Regions from separate parts of the Mus musculus genome. Here region 2 is linked to region 1. Evidence: chromatin loops called from intact Hi-C (ENCODE). Cell type or tissue: gastrocnemius. All regions are shown on one strand. Each heading gives the region's core, and the rest is flanking DNA. Links, peaks and the distances in the headings are about the cores only.

Region 1 (8,494 bases), core at 2,992-5,491:
AGTTCAGAGCGGGCCACACTGGGCAAAAACGCTGTGTCAGAGTGGCCGCAGGCTGGAGTTCCTGGGCCCAGGGGAGTCCGCTTGGTGTTGCCACCCCGCAGCATAGGGTCCCCTCACCTCCATCGGTTGATGCCCACAGACGAGGAGGCCGCGAACCACGGGTCGAGGATGTAGACGCAGCGCACACAGCGCGCCCCGCGCACGGCAGCTAGCAGCGCGGGGTTGTCGTGGAGCCGTAGTCCTTTGCGGAACCAGTGCACCGAGGACGCGCCGTCCGCGCCCATCGATTGCGCGGGGACCGTCGCTGCCACCACAGCAGCCGCCGCCATCGCCGCCTGGACTGGGTCTCGGTCTGCCGCTCCGCCCGACCGCCCCGTTGGTCCCGCCCAGCGCCCGCCCAGCGACCTATGATGCAGCCTCTCCCTGGCATGACTCCGCCCCAAGGAGTCTGGATCGCCTCTGTGATTGGGTGAGACCCGGTGGGACCCTCCCTCTGTTCCATTGGTCAGCAGCGTCGGCGCAGGCTCCGCCCCCTCACGTTCCCACCATGTGTGGTCCCGCTTGGTAGCCACCCGCCGGTGACGCAGGACCGCGCTGCGTCCGCCCCGCGTGGGCTGAGTCTGGAGGGACCTCGGATCTCCTACGCATTTCGCGTCCCCGGGAAAGACAGGGGTTGCGGTGACTCCGGCCGGTGGCTGACAGACCTGTTACCGGGCCCTTTCTAACAGTTCATTGTCCTGTTCATATGTGAGGCTGAGCGGTGATTGCCTTACACAAACTGTCCTATTTTCTATTTTCATCTCATCCTGGTAACGTTCATTTCATAAACACGAATAAAACAGATGCTTGTTAGTCTTACTCTGCAGATGAAGTAAGCTTAGGGCGCCCCAGTTTGAATGACTTGCGCAATACCATGAATCCAGTAAGATTCCACTCAGAATCTTCCGATTTCAAAATCCACTTCCTCGCAGAGAATCTTGGTATTTGCATACAGAAAGGCATAAGGATAAAGGAGACGCCCTTTTATGCGGCAGGAGTGGGTTTGGGAGAAAGGACAAAGGTTTCAGAGGACGTGGGTTGAGGCAGTAATTATGCCCTCAAATGAATTCATTTCTTTTACGTTCTGTTTAGCAGACACAGTGCAGTTATTTTGCACAAAACTCTGAACTGGATTCTATGTGGGAATCAGAGATGTGCAGGGCAATATTCTCCTGTCTCCTTTGGGAATCCTTTGATTCTTTGGAGATTCTGGCAGAGTTTGCTGATTGAACAAGTGCAGCAACCGTTGCACTTGGGCTAAGATGGGCTAGTTGGGATGGAGGGCTGGAGCTATCCAGCAGAGAACTGTTCCGATTTGTCCTTGTGTTGATCCTATGGGTAGTCACCTTCCCCATCTTGGGAATGAGCAATGAAAGAATCTAGAATTTAGTCAGCAATTTAATGGCATTAATTGGCACCACTCTCTGACTACAGCGTCATTACGAGCCTCTCATTTCCAGCGCTTTGGACATGCTGTTCTCTCACATCACATGCCCCAGCCCACACCCTCGTGCCTCCTGTTTTCCCTGTGACAGCTGTTATTTTCCAGTTTCCTGGGCCCAACCTGCACAGGGGCTCACCTCATTTGGTGTCTTCCCCCCACCCTCCGGTTTTAGTACATAGTACTGGGATTGTTTAGCTATTGTATGTCAGCTCCATCAGACTATAATCTAGCTCAGTACTTGGTACCGAAGGATCATATGAATCAAACATAAGAGGCTTGCATTGGCCAGAGCCTTAAAGTCATCCAAGTCTCTGCCCGACTCTCTCCTTTGAATCTCTTCTGCAAGTACTTGATGAGTGAACTGATATTCCCTATGCTTTTCTTTAAACACTTGGGTTTTTTTCATTATTTTTAATCTCATGTTTAGCTGTGTGTCTGTGTAGGAGTGACGGCAAGTGTCTAGTGGACTCCTGAATAGAGTGTTTCTGGGGGTTGGAGTTACAAGGCTGTTACCAGCCTCCTGTTGTGGGTGCTGAGAAGTACCCCCAAGTCAGGTTCTCTGCAAGGAACGTACACACTGTTAACCTCTGAACCATCTCTCGCGCGTCCCCTTTCTTTTCTTTTCTTTTCTTTTCTTTTCTTTTCTTTTCTTTTCTTTTCTTTTTTTGGTTTTTCGAGACAGGGTTTCTCTGTAGAGCCTTGGCTGTCCTGGAGCTCACTTTGTAGACCAGGCTGGCCTTGAACTCAGAAATCCTCCTGCCTCTGCCTCCTGTGTTGGGATTAAAGGCGTGCGCCACCAAGCCCGGCTTACCCCCCCCCTTTTTTTTTCTTTTGAGGTATTGTATGCTTTTCTCTTTTTTTTCTATCTCCCTGGGTCCCCCTACAAGGAAGAGAACAGGGAGAGTAAGGGGTGGTCCATTCACAAATGGCCATTCAGGGAATAAATTCTTCTCTTCTCCTCTAAACTCCCATAATGCTGTGTCTATAAACTGTGAGCTCTCTGCAGCCTGGGGCTGCTCTCTCTTGTTTATGAAGAGGCTGAACTCAAATTCTGCTTGCTCAGTATGACCCTAGACAAGCTGGTTGACTTGTTGTTATTGCTTATTTTTATTATTTTTTATGTGTATGTCTGTTCATGGATGCCATCTGCATGTGGACATCAGTGTGGCCAGAAGAGAGCATTGGGTCCCCTGGAGCTGGAGTCTACACGAGGTTCTGAGCCACCTGATGTGGATGCTGGGATCTTCCTCTGGAAGATCAGAGTCTTAATTACTCTTCTATCGCCATGGTAAACCACCCTGACCAGAGAAACTTATAAAGTATTTAATTCGGGGGTTCATGGTTCCAGAGAGTTAGAGTCTCTGACCATCACGATGAAGAAAATGGAAGCAGACAGGCAGGCAGGCACAGCTCTGGAGTAGTTGTGAGAGCTTACATCTGATCCACAAGTAGGAGGCAGAGAAGGCTAACTAACAATGGCTTTAGCTTCTGAAATATTAAAGCCCAACCCCAGTGAAACACCTCTTCCAACAGGGCCACACCTCCTAATCCTTCCCAGACAGTTCCACCAACTGTGGATCAAGCATTCAAGTATTTGAGCTTATGGGGGCCATTCTTACTCAAATCACCACAAGTAGTTCTTTTAACCACAGAGCCATCTCTCCAGGCCCCCTCACTTTTTTTTTTTGTGGATTTTTTGTTTTGTTTTGTTTTCGAGACAGGGTTTCTCTGTATAGCCCTGGACTGTCCTGGAACTCACTTTGTAGACCAGGCTGGCCTCAAACTCAGAAATCCACCTGACGGGCTGGTGAGATGGCTCAGTGGGTAAGAGCACCCGACTGCTCTTCCGAAGGTCCAGAGTTCAAATCCCAGCAACCACATGGTGGCTCACAACCATCTGTAACAAGATCTGACTCCCTCTTCTGGTGTGTCTGAAGACAGCTACAGTGTACGTACATATAATAATAAATAAATCTTTTTTTTAAAATGTACATGTATTTATTTAAAAAAAAAAAGAAATCCACCTGCCTCTTTCTCCCAAGTGCTGGGAGCCACCACGCCCGGCAGCCCCCCCCCCCCTTTCTTAGTAGATACAGCAAGGTGATACATAGTTCCTTGGGCACAGTGAGCAGTTGCTATTCTGGAAAGCAGGATCTGCATCCAATTTTTCCTTCTTTGCAATTCCCAAGCCTTTTTTTACATATGACCTGTATTCCATAATTGACCCAGTAAATGAGACTTTTAATCATAAAAAAACCCTCAATATTACAGCAATAATGAAAAACAAAGATAAGCCTAACAACTCAGCCATTTTTCATGGACACTATCTATAAACATCTGAACCAGAGGGAGGGACAGTGTGGCCTCTACTGCTTGTGAACTGGTTCCATCTTGCTGTGTCATCGTCTTTGTTTTGTGTGGCTTGCGTACTTAAGTTGATAAGGATGATTCATTCCACAGAATGGATGTCCAGTGCTTGGGTAAAGTACCTGGGCGACATTCAAGGGTCAGAACACCAGTTTTGACTCCTGAAAGGACATCAGAGGACAAAGTCCACTTTGTAATTTTGTGTCTTAAAATGAGTACGGTGGAGATACCAGAGTGAGGGCACACAAACCTGCACATGACTAAAGAAGCAGAAATTTGAATTCTATTTTGGTCACCTCGGAGCTCCCCACCTCCCTCTTTAAAAGAGTCACAAATGGCTGGTTCATCTTCCACTAAAGGCAGAAGGAAGGAGGGGAGGACCCAAGGGGCAACCTGGTACTTCAAGGATGTAATGGGTCATCCAGAAAGTGAATGCTGTCTTCCCTGACCACCTTTAAGATAAATCAGCCCTGTTTTGTTTGTTTCCTTGGGTCAAAGTCCTCTGTAGAGACCATATGTGAAAACGTTCTGATTTGGACCTGCCCTTCCTGTAAATATCTGATGATTGGTGGAAAGGTGACAACGCAGAGGGCGGGACAAGCATAGAGATTTTAAGGTTCTCACGCCCTCTAGTGGTGGGACTTGGAAAGCACGAATCCATCTGGATTCCAGTCTTGGTGCAGCTTCCAAGAATACACCCAAAAATATATATTGGTCCTTTCAACTATTCAGTTTGAGGAGTCGCTAAACTTTCTCTTAGTTCAGTTTGCAGCTCCACAATTAACTAATAAATGACGTATTTACTCGGACAAGCTTCTTCAATTCTCTACGCTACCTTCATTCGAAAAATAGCCTAATCAGATGTAGTGTCAAACACCTTCAAGCCAGCTGCCTGGATGCAGAGGCAAGCGGATCTCTGAGTTCAAGGCCAGCCTAGTCTAGAGTGACTTCCAGGACAGCCAGGGCGACATAAAGAAACCCTGTATCAAAAAAACAAAACAAAACAAAACAAAAAACAACAAAAAACAAAACAAAACAAAAAAAAAACAAAAAAGAGAAGAAAGAAAAACAGAGACGAGGAAAACGACAGGTGCTGTGTAGGATGAGAGGAAGGTAACTAGACAAAAGGCTCCTAATTGAGAATCCAGAAGCAGATAAGAATGAGTGGATGACTGCTGAGAGGCGGCTCAGGCTGCTCTTGCAGGGAGCTTGGGTTTAGTCCCACCCACATGGTGGCTCACAGCCTTTGCAGCTCTAGTTCCAGGGAATCTATTCTGGCCTTTGCAGGCACCAGGCACACACACACACACACACACACCACTCAGTCACATAAAATAAAAAATAAAAATGTGAACATTACATTTATGACATGATATCTTTGTGCAATGTGGGAAAATGGCTTTTGTTATAATGCTAATGGGTCAACCCAGTACCCTAGTGTAAAAACCAAAAGGAGACACTTGGCTGTATCTCCCAACACTTACACAAGCTAACTCCAAACTAAACTAAAACAGTAGAGAAGAATTTCTTCACTTTTTGGGGGATACAGATAATAATTTCTTGAACAAGACATGAAAAGCATCCATTCAGGGAAAAATTAATAAGCTGGAGTTTTAAATGACAATAAGTTCAAGAGCTTCTGCTTATTGAAAATGATAAGAAAGTTGGAGAACAAGCAACAGAGCAGAGGGAGATATGGTGACCCTAAGAACACAGAGGAGCGCAGGTTTAAAGCTGGGAGGCTACACTGCAAGAATCTGTGCAGAAAACAAGAACTCAAAAAGAAAGAAAGAGGTCAGATCCAGAATACTGAAAGAATTCTTCCACATGGAAAGAGGCCCACAGCTAACGTTGATGAGCTCCCCATCCAGAAGCGTCAACAAGCCCTCTCCACACAGGCAAGCACAGAGCGTGAACCTGTCCTCAGGCCGCCAATGGTGCTTTCCCCCTCCTCTGCTAGTCTGCTTCTCTGAGGCACTGGACCTTCTGACCTTGCTTTCTGTATGCTGGTCACCTTGTGTGTCTGCCACTGTAATTCATTTTCTTTCTTTTTTTCTTTGTGAGGTTTTGAGACAGTTACATATAGCCTAGACTAATCTTGGTTTTTTTGTTGTTTTGTTTTATTTTGTTGATTTTCCAAGACAGGAAAATCTCTGTGTAGCCCTGACTGTCCTGGAACTCACTTTGTAGACCAGGCTGGCCTTGAACTCAGAAATCCGCTTACCTCTGCCTCCCAAGTGCTGGGATTAAAGGTGTGAGCCACCACCGCCCACCCTAATCTTGTTTTTTAAAAAAACACGTATTATTTTTATGTGTATGTGTGTGCACCTGTGTAAGTCTGTACATACCACATGCATGCAGGAGCCCACAGAAGCCTGAAGAAGGTGTCAGATCCCTTGGAACTGGACTTACAGGCAGTTGTGGGCTACCATGTGGGTGTTGGGAACTGAGCCTAGGTCCTCTGCAAGACCAAGGCAATTTCTCCAGCTTCTGATCCTCCTGCCTCCACTTCCCAAATGCTGGAATTGCAGGTGTGCAGCATGCATCTGGTTTTTATGTAATGGTGGGAGTAAAACCCAGGGCTTTGTGCATGACAGGCAAGTACTCTACCAATGAAGCTATGTCCCAGGCCCTTCCCTGTGTGTGTGTGTGTGTGTGTGTGTGTGTGTGTGTTATTCTGCTATTATAAAATATGTACAACACAAATTAACATTTTAGTCACATTACATCGTCCCCATAGAAACCCTGTACCTATCAAACAGTGTACCACCATTCCTTCCTGCTCAACACCTTAGTTACCTCTGTTCTGTTGCCAGCTCATGAAAACTAGTCCCCCTCACATATGTGGAGGCGCGCAACATCTGTCCTTCTGTGTCTGAGTTTTCCCCCTTTGCGTGTTTACAAGTTTCAGCTATTGCAGGGCTTTGGGGTCCGGCTTAGGTTTCAATAATAAAGACATGGAGATGTCTTTATTGTATAAGGCTGCTGGCCTTTTCTCTGCGGCAGTCTCTCAGCGAACCTCTAACTTAGCCCTGCTTCTCTGCCACTGAAACCTGTTGCTTGGCTCTCACTGTTGTCTTTCCTGCTCTGTCCCATCCTGCCTCTGTCCAGCTCTGCCCCTCCTTCCCTCCTTCCAGCCTCAGCCGCCAGCACTTTATTGCTCAAATACCACACTTCTTTCTCACACAAGAGAGCTTTTAACATAGCGGGAGAGACTCCTCCCCCAGGGCAGTTTGCCTTTCTTTTTGGACAGGTGAGGGCCCAACCAACATTTACCCATCCTGCCAGCTTGGCACCGCTGGCCCAGCAATTAACATGTGAGAACACAGGGACATACCTTACGACATGTGTGGGGTGGCTTATCTCAACACCTCCCCTTTTAGTCCAAGAAATGGCTTTATCTCTAACATCAGTGAACTATATACAATAAGAACAAATATGAGAACTATCAGTGTAAGACAATGTCCAGTCCATTTGCCCTATCTTGGTGAGTCCAAAGTTCTGTAGAGGTTTTGCATCATGTGAGCACAATGAAAAGTCTTTTTAAGTCTATATTTAGAAGACAACCAAAGGAAATTTAAGATCGTGAACTTGTGACTACAATAATATTATCAGAACTCCATTGATCAATGTTAAAGCTCTGAACTTTTGAAGTCTATCACTAGTCTAAGCTTCAAAGCCATCAGAAACCTGAGAAGGTCAAATCACACCTGTGTAAATACACATACAGAGAGAGCAGCTTCCAGATCTAATAAAAATGACAGGGACTTACTGGCTACCCAGCCAGTCTCCCAAGGTTCCTATGTGTCTGCAGGGCATCCATCTTTGGCTGCCAGGCCCAGAAGACCTGACAGACTTTCCTGTGGAGCAGGACCTTAAGGGGACCGTCCCATTTTGTCGACTTCCCTATGTCCTGCCTGTCCACAGTGCTGTCAGCAGTCGAGGTAAAGGGCAGTTTACAGCCTAGTCTAAAATATTTGAAACTCGTTGCTTTCTTAGTCTAAAGGAAATACAACAATCCACCCTTCTTTTCCCTTTCCCCTCACTCCCACCTGTTTTATCCACTGACACTAGTTAGGAGAGAAAGAAGGATAGAGGGGAGAGAGAAAGAGATCCATGAATCCAACCTCCTTTCCTTTGTTTCCTCTCTGACCATGACCATCAACAAACCACAACCAATCTCCTTCAATGACAACTATCCATAACCCAGCAAACAGCCGCCCACCACACCCCTTGGAATGAGGGTGTTGTGTTCTTTAGATTGCCTCCTGTTGTCTGGAGGGTGATGACATCTTTGGGGACCATAAGAAAATTGGGATGCTGGCCAAGTCCTGGGATTTGAACTGTATTCCTCTGGAAGAGCAGTCAGTGCTCTTAACCACTGATTCCTTCCCCAGGGCAGCTTGCCTTTGTTTTTGGGCAGGCAAGGCCCCAACAAACATTTACCCATCCTGCCAGCCTGGTGCCACCAGCCCAGCAATTAACATGTGAGAACCCAGGGACATACCTTACGACATGTGTGGGGTGGGTTACCCCAACACTCAGCCGTGTGTTTTCATCTGTAGATAGATAGATGTAGCCACACATCACAGAAAGAGGGATGGGGCAGCAGCAGACCTCACAGAGTACAGCAATCATCCCAGA
Region 2 (2,500 bases), core at 1-2,500, 85 kb before region 1:
CAGCAGGAAGGTCTGAACTGTTAGCAAAGAGACACAGAAAAGCAGAAATGCTGAGTAAGTCCATTCAGGGAGCAGAGAGCCATCAGCACTGATGGCTGCAGAAACCCCTCGGTGACTAATGCAGAATACACATAGATGATAAACACTGTTCCAGCTTCAGCCACCTCCTGTTAGAAACCTCAGGTGTGATAATCCGGGCATGACCATGATCTACCCAAGATGGGTCTCTTTACAGACGCCAGCACCTTTAGCTATGCTCCAAGACTCCCTTCTCCTCCTTTCTTTTAGGATTCATGTAGTCGTTTCTAATGACATTGACATCTTTGCTTCTTTTCTTTCCTCTGGCCTGTGTATTAACCTTCTGTCTGCTACCTCACTTCCCTTTCCATGCTAGCCAATGAGGAACACTGGCCAAAGGTATGTAAGATCATTTTCCCCTGTCTTTCCCCCCCTCCTCCCCTTTTGTTCCCTTCTCTTGGTATATAGGTCGTCCTCCAAAATACAATGCGGTGCTGGGGTTTGGAGCCCTTACCCCAACATCCCCCCCATCCAGTCATCCCGACTCCCCTGAAAATGAAAAGACAGAGACCACATTCACTTTCCCTGCACCTGTTCAGCCTGTGTCTTTGCCCAGCCCCACCTCCACAGACGTAAGTAACTTGGGGACATGTACTCTCTCTGAGAGCTCACATGGGAAAGCCATTGTCCTGTGCTGTGTCCTCACCAATCTGACCCTTCCTTGCTAGCCCTGGAATAGCAGGAGACACTGCAGAATGCCTGCATACCTTGCCAGGCAGCTTTCTTATGGGGTCACAGCTGTTCTATGTCCTTAAGAGTCATGTTCACATAAATCAGGGGAGCCCAGGGTTCAGAGTCTGGGTTTGATCAACTGTGAATGAGCTCTCAGAGGAGCGTGGGGACAGGGGCTGTAGTTGGGTGGTTTCTGTCATTGGTGTGCTGGAGGGAGAATGTGAACAGGGCAGATGCTTCCAGCTTCCTCCTGCACAGTAGGCGCACCTCCAGAAGGGCACGAGGACCTGTCATGGTGGAACTGCTCAGAAACAGATTCCAGGGCTCTACATGCTCTGCTGAGCAAGCTCATGAGGCTGGGACACAAGGAACAGCTAAGCACTACCAGCACCCAGGACTTGTGTTCTGTAGGAAGAGAGAGACAACAATGGAACAGATATGTAACCTGTCAGGCACAGATGAGCACAGGGAGGAGAAATGGAACAGAAGGCATAAGGAGCAGTGCCCAGAAGGCGAACACATCCACCATGAAGGGAGAGGGGACCTCTCAGCTGTGTGTGGGAAAGTGTGACCAGAGAGGGGATAGGCCTGCTCAGACAAGGCGTTTATTCTAAGTACCATGGGAGATCACCAGAGGACTTTAGTAAAGGGATGAAATAATATTCCAATTATACATGATTTTTTCACTGTGATGACTCTGGCACCTGTAGACATGCTGCAGTGCGATACAGCACACAGTATCACCGGTAGACAGGCTGCAGTGCAGTGCAGCACACAGTATCACCTGTAGACAGGCTGCAGTGCAGTGCAGCACACAGTATCACCTGTAGACAGGCTGCAGTGCAGTGCAGCACACTATCACCATTTGCTCTGACCACTTGTTGCTGCATTTTTTTTCTTTGTGTACTTGCACCCACCTGCACATGCAAACACATGCATACACTTTTTTTTTCCTGTGAAAATTAAGAATCTTCACCTCAGTGAGGTGTGGAGGCACACACCTTTAGTCCCAGAATTCAGGAGGCAGTGACAGGCAGATCTCTAGTCCAGCCTGGTCTACAGAGTGAGTTCTAGAATAGGGCTACACAGAGAAACCCTGTCTCAAAAAATAAAAAATGAAAATCCAAAAACAAAAACAAAAAAGGAATCTTTACCTCTAAGAATAACAGTATTCTGTTGTATAGCTACCATGTGGTTATAATATTGTGGGAATTTAACATTGCTTACATGTCAGCGTGTAATACTAAGTTCATATTCCAATGTTCCCACTTAACCCAGTAATTGCATTTGTCTGAGGTCACTCTTGGCATTTATTATCCTGGTTGTGTCACCTTACTCTCCTTTATTCTGAAATGGTTTCTTAGGCATTCCTTTCTTAAATTACAGTTTGTTCATTTAGAGCGTGTATGTCTGTGTGTACGTCCTTGCCATGGCACATGTGTAGAGATCAAAGGGCAGCTTTTGGGAGTCAGTTCTCTCCTCCCACTGTGTGGGTCTCAGGAACTGAACTCGGCTGTCAGGATTAGTGACAAGTGTGTGCGAGTGATGTCACCAGGCCCTTTGTGTCTGTGTGTCTGTCCAGTGGTGGCGTCCTCTTCACTGCCTCGGTTATTCTGCTGAGTTTGCCCCACTGCACTGTGCCAGTCCCCTTCAGGGTAGACTGAAGCATAGGGTTTTGAATGAGCCTGGAGTCAGGGGTGACAGGCTCCTCAGTGTCTCACAGCAGGAGGTATGTGCTGTCAGCCTCTTG

Evidence for each region. A loop is a pair of places that touch in the nucleus more often than their neighbours do. Peaks named below come from ENCODE experiments on the same cell type or tissue, not always from the same donor. Only the 100,000 strongest peaks of a DNase experiment are listed, where the experiment ranks them.
Region 2: a loop joins it to region 1, with 3 times the contacts of the local background. A loop is called at or near these places in 1 of 42 quality-filtered maps.

The regions. Positions count from the first base shown.
Region 1 is chr2:92,433,695-92,442,188 of GRCm38, forward strand. Cry2 (cryptochrome 2 (photolyase-like)) reads right to left here and starts at 375. Exons shown (of 12, transcript NM_009963.4): 1 at 118-375. The coding sequence starts at 329. In gastrocnemius, for the core only: a CTCF peak has its summit at 4,492 (motif pointing left); a DNase peak (open chromatin) is centred at 4,477; H3K4me3 peaks cover 287 bases; H3K27ac peaks cover 449 bases.
Region 2 is chr2:92,351,215-92,353,714 of GRCm38, forward strand. Phf21a (PHD finger protein 21A) reads left to right here. Exons shown (of 19, transcript NM_001362829.1): 15 at 487-650. Among named protein-coding and RNA genes, the nearest start is that of Large2, 19 kb to the right of the region's middle. In gastrocnemius, for the core only: no CTCF peak of the experiment used is centred there; no DNase peak of the experiment used is centred there; H3K27ac peaks cover 296 bases.